2 separate regions of the Homo sapiens genome follow, and region 1 is linked to region 2. A link is a contact called in ENCODE Hi-C data. All regions are on one chromosome and are shown on one strand. Each heading gives the region's core, a stretch centred on a gene start or an enhancer-like site at or near the end of the contact. The rest is flanking DNA. Distances are from core to core; before and after follow the strand shown.

The links. A loop is a pair of places that touch in the nucleus more often than their neighbours do. Pooled maps may share reads with other maps.
Region 1: a loop to region 2 is called in a pooled map, with 4 times the contacts of the local background. The contact joins the promoter of VSTM2L here to the enhancer-like site in region 2. A Hi-C loop is called at or near these places in 1 of 168 maps with a recorded cell type or tissue (HepG2) and 2 of 50 pooled maps.

The regions. Positions count from the first base shown.
Region 1 is chr20:37,901,478-37,906,067 of GRCh38, reverse strand. VSTM2L (V-set and transmembrane domain containing 2 like) reads right to left here and starts at 2,941. Exons shown (of 4, transcript NM_080607.3): 1 at 2,597-2,941. The coding sequence starts at 2,717. The region is part of intron 2 of LOC124904896 (a long non-coding RNA gene); the gene reads left to right. RefSeq lists an enhancer at 2,678-3,641.
Region 2 is chr20:37,802,522-37,806,745 of GRCh38, reverse strand. It overlaps CTNNBL1 (catenin beta like 1), which reads right to left. Exons shown (of 16, transcript NM_030877.5): 11 at 3,698-3,879. Among named protein-coding and RNA genes, the nearest start is that of VSTM2L, 98 kb to the left of the region's middle. Within about 2 kb of position 2,670, at least 5 of the 41 ENCODE cell types and tissues checked have a DNase peak (open chromatin) inside an H3K27ac peak, as active enhancers do.

The DNA.
Region 1 (4,590 bases), core at 1,692-4,191, 99 kb before region 2:
CAGCCCCCACCCCCCACCCCCAGACACAGAGACACCTTCCCGACTGGGCCACATTTCCTGAATCAGCTGAGGACACACGGAGCCCAGGAATAATGAAATGATCAGGCCCCAATCTGCTAAACAGCAATTTCTGAGCTTTTTCAGCACACACAGCTTTTATCAAATTGGTATTCTCCTCCTGAACACAAATAGCTTATTAGACATGACCCACTTATTCGCCGCGTCTCACTATCATTAATAACAGTTTCTTTTTGTGATTAAGTGAGTGGCTCCAAACCCTTCCTGTGGTGGCGGGTGCTTGGCACGGCAGAGGGGCAGCTGTGGGGGCTCCTCGGCAGTCACTACTTGGTGACTTTGAACCTGGCAATGTCGGGGGAAGGCAGCCTGGCCCCTGCAGAGCAGCCTGGCTTCTTTGTTTCTTTAGGGACACAGGGAGACCCAGAGGGGTGGCTCACTTGCCCAGAGCCACACGGGGGTTTCAGGAGAGAAGCCAGGTTCCCCAGCAACTAGGGGTGCCTCCTTCTCATCTAGCCCCTGTCCTGGGCCTTAGCTTGACCTTCCAGGGTGCAGAGGGGAGATTACAGCTGGTTGGGCAGAGCTGTGCCCCCTCAGCTTACCTGGCACCAGGGGACAGGTAGAGACTGTCACACAAAGGGCAGACAGACCCTGCTTTTCTATGGGGGGGAGCCACCTTGGGGCCTTGGGAATAACAGACTGGCACCCAAGTCCCTGGGGTCTGGTGCTCTAGGGACAGAACGACCATAAGCCTCAGAGTCCCATTCCTCATACCCCTCGGGACTGCAAACTCAGGGAAGGCCCTCCATGGAAACCCCTCCTAGTGTAAGTTCCAACTGTGCCAAGGGACTGAGCGGAGCGAGGAGAGGAGGGGTGGAGAGGGAGGAATTCCCAGTTTCCCTAGAATGGGAGGGAATCTGACAGGGAGATGAATGTCCTGGAAAAAAGCGCTGTCTTTGCCTGACAGACCCTGGGGCCTGTCCTGGCTCAGTCACTCTCTTACTGTGTGACCTTGGGCAACTTCCTTCACCTCTCTGAGCCTTGGTTTCCCTATCTGTAAGTTGAGGATCAAAAGAACCCTTTCCTTATTTACCACCGCTCTAGCCAGGTCGGTAGAAATGAGGTGAGGGGCATGAAGGGTATGTAAATGATGCACACAGCAGTTACTACCAAACATGGTGAGGCAGAAGGGGGCGGGGAGTCATGGTTCCCAAAAAGCAGAGACCCTGAGGATGGCTTCGAAGCCCCCCTCTCCACTGGAGCAATCCCACTCATGTGTCATACCCCAGCAAAACCTTCCCTGATTATCTACCCTGCCTTACCCCCACTCACTCCCATCAGAATAAATCATCCAATTATCTGGCCTTTGTGCAAACCTCCCCACAGCCCTGGGCCCACAGTGCCCAGCACTGGGGCTGCAGCCTCCCCAACAAGGCTGTCAGCCTGTCTAGTGAAGGGCTGCATGGAAGAAAGGTCTCCTTTGGTTTCATCTATGCTCGAGCCTCCATCCCAGAGCCAGGCTCACAGGGGTCAGGGGGAGCCCCCACAGCTGCCGGGCTCATACAGTCCAACTCTGCTGCCAACTTGGGCTCCTTCGGGGCTAGCAGGAGCTTCTGACACTCAGCCAGCCAGTGCTGGGAATGCTTGTCTGCTCCCCGGCTTCCACAGCGGCTGGAGTTGAGATTTCCCACATTTCAGTCCTCTAGGGCCGAGGATGAGGATGGGGGTACCCTATGGAAGGATGGCACGGCTTCCTGCCCATCCCCAGAGGCAGACAAAAGCACCCGGCATTCCACTTCCACTCCCACTCCCATGCCTCTGGCTGCAAGCAGCAACCCCAACTACTCCGGTGGCTCTGAGGGGCTTCCACCAGGTGCCACCCGCCCAACTGGGAGGCTGCAGCCCCAGGCGACCAGTTCTCAAGAAACAAGGTCTTCTGCCCCCAAGGACCTTTCCAGTGGTATAGGGCTGGGTGTGGAGAGGAAGAGGACAAGGGCCTCTGTGCGGTTAAACCCAGAAGAGTAAAGGCAGATGGGCAGAGAGGAGTGGGTGAGCAAATTGTGTTCATGTGTGTGTATGTGTGTGCCTGTGTGTGTGTGCGCGCGCGCGCACCAGTGTGTCTGCAGGTGGGCAGGCAAGAGTTGTGGCGAAGCGTGTGCGCCAGCTGGCAGAGTGAGCCCACCGGCGCAGTGCCTGATGTGCGTGTGTAGTGGGCATAAGTGTAAAGGCTTGCAGTGAGGAGGGGGACCTGAGGTGTGTGGAGATGTGCAGGGTAGGAGTTGTGAGTGTGAGAAAGCAGCGACTGTGGCTCTGAGTGTGTCCGCGGCTGTGCATATCGGTGTGGCCATGCAGGTGTGCGTATCCGCGCGAGTGTGTGGGGAGGAGGTTCGGGGGTGCGCCCCGGGTGCCCCCTTCTCTGCAGGGCCAGGGTGCCAGGGCGGGTCCACCGCGCCGGCAGGGGGCGCCCCGGGATGCCCGCCACGACTGGCGCCGGTTCGAGCCCCGGGGCGGCCAAGTTGGAGTGGCGCGGCCCGGGTTGGGGTTTGGTGGGGAAGTCCGCGGGGGCGGCGACCGAACTCACCGTGGCCGGAGACGTGGTTGTCCCAGGGCGCGTGGCCGGCGGGCCGCGTGGCGCCGCCGAGTTGCAGGAAAAGTGCCAGGTAGTGGAGGGCGCCCAGCGCTACGGCGAGCGGGGCCCCCATCGTGCGCTCTCGGGCCGGGGGCGCCGCCGCCTCACATCTGGGCCCCGGAGACCGCAGAACCGGCGCCAGCTGTCCCCTGCCCTGAGCGGCCTGGCTGCCCGGCTCCGGCAGCTGCCCCTCGCCCGCTGTCCCCGGACCCGGCCCAGCTCCCAGCCCTCGCCCGGCTCCGGCCCAGCCCCGGCTTCGGGGAGCGAGCGCACGCCCAGCCGGCCGCCTCCGACTGCGGGACTCTTCCCTTCCGCGGAAGGCCACGCCGCGCCGCCGCCGCACCCTCCTCCCTCCTCCCGCCTCCCTCCTCCCCTCCCTCCTCCCCTCCCTCCTCCCGCTCGGAGCAGGCGGCGGAGGGATCTGCCGCTTGATTTATCATCAAAGTTTTGCCCAGGCTGGGATTTTTAAAGCGGTACCCGCAACTTTCCCCCGCCCGAGTGCGGAGGCGGGGCCGGGATGGGGCGGAGAGAGCCACCCCAGGGACGCGGTTCCCGCAAAGCACGACCCAACGGGCTTCAGCCACAGAAATGCCGTCCAGCGGGGAGAGGGAGAAAAGCCAGGGCACCCGCCGCCAGGCCAGCGCACTCAGAGGCTCCTAACTTTACCGGCAGGGCGGGGCCGGGGTCAGGGGCCAGTGGGGCTGGGGGTGAGGGCGAGGTAGGGTGGGAGCCTGGGCTGAGACCCAGGGGACCTGGTGATAGCTCTGCCGCCGACCTCGGCTCGCTGTGTGATCGCGTCCGGGTGTCTACCCCTCTCTGAACCTCGAAGTCTTCATCTGAGAAATAGGGGTAATAGCTGTCTGCGGGGGTCCTGGTGAGGATTTGCGAAATCGTGCATGCAAAGCGCTTAGCATAATGCTGCCTACGTGGTAGGAGCTCAGTAGTTATTATTGTCGGTGTTCCCCTTTCTGGGACTCAGTTTTCGAGTCTTTGTAATGGGAGAGAGACAGGCCAGTTAGTTGTTGCGGCTCCTGGCTCTTGAAGATACTGGACCTTATGTGGTGGATGGGATCGCCCCCTTCTGGACTGTAGGCTCCTTCCCTAGACCAATGAGCCTTGATGGTGTGTGTGTGCATGAGTGTGTGTGTGCGTGTGCGTGTGCGCGCGCGTATGCGTGGGTGTATGTGTGTGTGAGTGTGGCAGGGGAGGGGGATAGGGCACCATTCCCATTCCCAAGAGCAAGAATCCAACAAAGTCCTCCAGTTCCTTCCCAAGCCGTGTTACTGGGGCTGATGGGACAGACAGGAGGGCGGAACTGTGGTCCCATTTAAAAGATAAGGAAGCGCCTGAAATCAGGTAATTAGCTTCTCTGAGGTCCCACGGCGAGTCGGGCGAGGCCCCTGACTCCTGGGCGGGGTCCCTCCTGCTCTCATCCCTTGCCCTTCCCCAGGCCTCCCTGCTCACACAGCCTGGTCCTCCCGGTTTCAGCACCACGGAGGAGGACAGCGCCAGCCCCCCCCCCGCCCCCCGCCCCCCGCCCCACCCGGGCCCATCCTTTGGGCACCGTGGACAGCGTCTCAACTGGCCCTTTGATGCTAGGGTTCACACCGTGGACAGACCCTCAGACTTTCTTCCCCGTCCCCGTCGAACAGGGTCAACCCCTCCGACAGCCCACTCCCCACTCCAGAACACAGGTGGATCCCGCGTCCAGCCGTGTGTACAGCGCCCAAGTTTGAGAACAAGGTTAGAGACCAAGGAACATAGCCCCTCGCCGTCTTCCCTCTGTCTTAGCGCCCCCCTTCCAGTATTATGGGGGGGGGGTAGCACACCGGATGGGGCCCGTGGTAGCCAGCAACAATCCAGCTCCTTCCAAACTAAGGACACCTCCTCCACGATGTCCCGCACTTACAAGCACTGTGTTCTAGCACCGTCCACAGCCCCCGCGC
Region 2 (4,224 bases), core at 1,421-3,920:
ACAGTTTCAACAAGCTCAGAGAGACTATACACAAACTTTGTGTCTTACAGTTCACCTTTTGATATAAAGAGCCAAATCCTACCTCATTTTAATGCTAAAACCCTGCCCCAGAGTGAACATGGAATGTGTTACATATGTTTACCCATTGCGCATGCACTTGACTCCCCTCATAAATATGTGTAGCTTTCCCCCAAAACCTGCTGAATGTGTATGACTCTTTTGTCTAATACAGACCTTGTGAGGCCTAAAACCCAACCTGCCCTTTCGTTTTTTGAAGACAGATCACCTTTAGTACACGCCACAGACTGTCTCTTTCTAGTTTACAAACTTGTATCATCAACAAACCTCTCCTTTCTACTAGTTAGCCATCCTGGTGCTCTTGTGGACAACAGTGACAAGCGCTGAAGCTTCACAAGAAAGAAAGGGAAGAGTGTGGGGTAGCTCTCTAGAGCTTCTGGACTGGCGAGCTGATTCCCAGGCCTCAGTGTTCCACCTAGGAGCTGGGCTACCCCTAGGTGCTTGTCACAGGGTGGCCTTGCCTATAGGGAAGGTCAGTGTACAGCAAAGCTCTTAAGGGTGTGGCTCTAAAGTGGGGGTTCTGCCATAATCTCCAAGCCAATGTGACAGAGTTAAAACTTAGGGCTAGCAACCCACTCATTTTAGCATCCAAACAAGCTGGATGAAAGACCCTTCACTCTAGGTGTATGACTGACTGACAACCATCAATCTGAACTGAAATCAACTGTATTGACTTCAACCTTGTAGGTTTCTGAGGAAAGCCCCAAACCCATGTTTGTCCTCAATGAGCCTTTCAGGGAAATGGTTGTTCATTCACACAGTCAAGAAACATTTACTGTGCATCTATCACATGCCAAGCACCACGGGACCAGGCAATGGGATCTAGAGGGGACAAGGCCATTGGTTCCATAATTTCAAGGGCTATGAAGGCAGAGTCCTGAGACCAAGAGTCCACTGAACAGAAGATTCTATCCTAGTCTACGGGTTCATGACATGCTTCCCTGAGAAAGAGACATCAAAACTAAGGACCAGGCCGGACACAGTGGTTCCTGTCTATAATCTCAGCATTTTGGGAGGCCAAGGTGGGCGGATCACTTGAGGTCAGGAGTTCGAGACCAGCCTGGCCAACATGGTGAAACCCCATCTCTACTAAAAATACAAAAAGTAGCTGGGTGTGGTGGTGGGCGCCTGTAGTCCCAGCTACTCATGAGGCTGAGGCAGGAGAATCGGTTGAACCTGGGAGGCAGAGGCTGCAGTGAGCCGAGATCGCATCACTGCACTCTAGCCTGGGCAACAGGCCAGGGAAAAAAAAAAAAAAGGAAAAAAAAAAACAAAAAACAAAACTAAGGACTAAGGACAACTAAAAGATAGCCAGGCAGACAGGGTGGAGAAAAATCACTGCACATGGAGGGAAGAGCATGCTGGAAGCCCGGGGGCAGGAATGAGCTGGGCATGCCCACCAGTATTCCTGATGGTCTGAGGCCACTGTGCTCTAGCTTAGCACACAAATCTGGCCCACTTACGTGAGAAGGGCTGGCACTCGGAGGCCAACAAAGAGCACAGTCTTACCCAGAGGACAGGACAAAGAAACCCTGCACAGTGCGCACTGCTCTGCTCTGCCTCCATTCTCACTCTGCCATTCATGGCCGAAGGCCGGTTTGTAGGAGTGGCAGCAGCTGGCAGGGGTGGCAGGAGTGGAGGGCTGTGCTTTCTCCTTGGAGTTCACTTCTGCTCTCTGGGTACTGGTCCGCTCAGGATGCAGAGCTCATCCTCCCCAGCCATTACAGCCTGAACATGCCTTCTAGGAGACGTCTTACCAAGCCATTGCCCTCACTAACATAATGTTATCACATGCCTAATGCGGTTACTCTAAAGCAAATGGACTGTTACCAGCACGCCACCGGGCACATTTTTCAGAAGAAAAGCAGCTGCTCACTGAATCTGTCACTTCCTCCTCTTCTCAGTGCCATGACCGCAGAGCAGGAGCCTGCTAAGGGCTGTTTTCCTTCACACTCTGTTCCAGCACACTCAAGATGCAGCCTCAGGTCTCTCAGTGGAACCCAGCAGGTCAGCCACAGCATCCACCCTGAGGAGCTTCCTGGCTCACAGGCAACCCTGACAACCAGGGCTTGTTCCTGAGAATCTGAAGGTGTGGCTATCAGAGCTTCTAGTTCACTAGTCCACTTCCCTCATCTTACAGACCAGAAAGGAAAATGCAGTGAAGGGAAGTTAAGCCAAGGTTCCAAAGTCGCACACCTAGTTAGCTGTAGAACCCACAGCTCGGCTGCCTTCCCAGTTCATCTCCTCTAAAAAAAAAAATAAGGATGCCACCAATACTTCATAGGTTGTGAGTTTTAAATATGATAGCGAATAGTGCAGCCGGGCCAGGAAAGTGGCAGGCTTTCACTAAATGTTGACTGTCTGAAAAGTTTATCTCCTAGACCTCCAGGACCCCCTCCATTCCCTCTCCCAGGGACTCATTTTGCTGAATTTTCAGTGGGGAAAATCTAGCACGGGGTTAACATATTTATAGCTAGTGTTTGGTCAAAATGAGTTAAACTGAAGTCTCTACTTGTTCTCAGGTCTCTAGGCCACAGTATTTGCAAGGCCAGTTCCTCTTTTGCTCCAGCCAGATTTCCTGTTGTCTCTGGAGAGTTGATTTGATAGAGAAGATATCACTGAAGATAACCACTGAAGGTAGGTCACACCACCTTCCCTTTAGCCACTCCAAGTTGGGAGAGACTAAGCCAAGTCAACTGGAAAAGAGAGAGGCGGGAGTTCTCAAACTTTCGTCTATGAGGATGAGGAATGCAAAAGATCCTGCAGATACCCATGCCAATTCCACCAAGCACTGACAAAAAAAAAAGCCTCCTAAACCATGGGACGAACATTGCTTCTGAGAAAACAGCCAAATGAGCCAGTCAGCTCAGCTTCTGCTCCTCTCTCAACACACTACCTCCCCACTCCTCTCCACCCGCTCCCCACACTTTAAAATAACCATCCAACCATGTAAATTCCCTGGTGCAAGTGTCTGCCAGCCTCCAGCAGAACTGTCAATGCTCATAAATCCCTGGCCTTCCAGATTGCACTGTGGCTATTTACTGGGGAGAGGGCTGCAGCAGGCCACTAGACAACAGCAGGAAGAGACTGGCCTAGCAGTAACTACTCTGGTTACAGCGTCACAATTCATGGCAGCATTTTGCTGGGAGCGTGCACCATCAGGGAGGAGAAACATAAAAGGGGAATCTGGGCTATAAATAGTTTATTTCGGCAATTCCTGATGTTGGCTGAATCATACTTTAGTACAGAAATACATGAAAGCACCACTCTGGAGGTGACATGTGTTGCCACCTCATTACTCTTTTCAAAAGGGTCTTCCATCAGAGAGACACCTCGCTACAAATTATAGTGAAGAAAACAAAACCCTCACACACAGACTTATTAACAGTCCAGAAGGAAATGGAATGACCAGGATTCAAACAAGCAGAGAACTGGTGCAACAAAGGCTATCAGTGACCTGGGGTCTCTTTTTCATTCATGAAAAATAAGAAAATAGTAAGAAAAAGGTAGCACTCTTCCCCTCTATCCCCCAAACACGTCAGAATTTTTCAAAGTAGTTCACATTTCCCTATTTCTCCTAATGCACCTAAATTAGGCTGACTCCTCCAGTGAACCCTACCTTCATGTTCCTTCTCAGTGGTTCCCACTTTCTTGATCTTCCTGGGAGATTTCATAAAGAGGGGAAAGATGGTTCGTAAGCCAAGAATGTCAACAAACTTATGGCAGTTGTCTGTGCCTTCGGGGCCAATCATGGCATGGTCCAGCACTTTCAGGGCACTGCTCCGGGAGATCTTCTTTTCCCTGTGAACAAAAGAGGTTTCAGATAAGGTATTTCATGGGGAAATTATAGAGCTTAAAAAAAAAAAAGGGTATTTGCTGCCGTACACATTATACATCTAAATGGAAATATTACATACTTGTTAACAATTAGGAGAAGACGTCTACAATAGGGTGGACAAATTCTTACAGTCAGAATGATAAACACAAAAGGCAATACTCAAAATTCTTTATGAAGCATTACCACAATTACACATGAAAAATGTACATTAAAAGTGACTGGAAAGAAAGAGACTAAAATTATAAGAGATTATTTCGGGGTGTTGAGATTATAGACATTTCATTATTCATTTTTCTTTCTTTTTAACA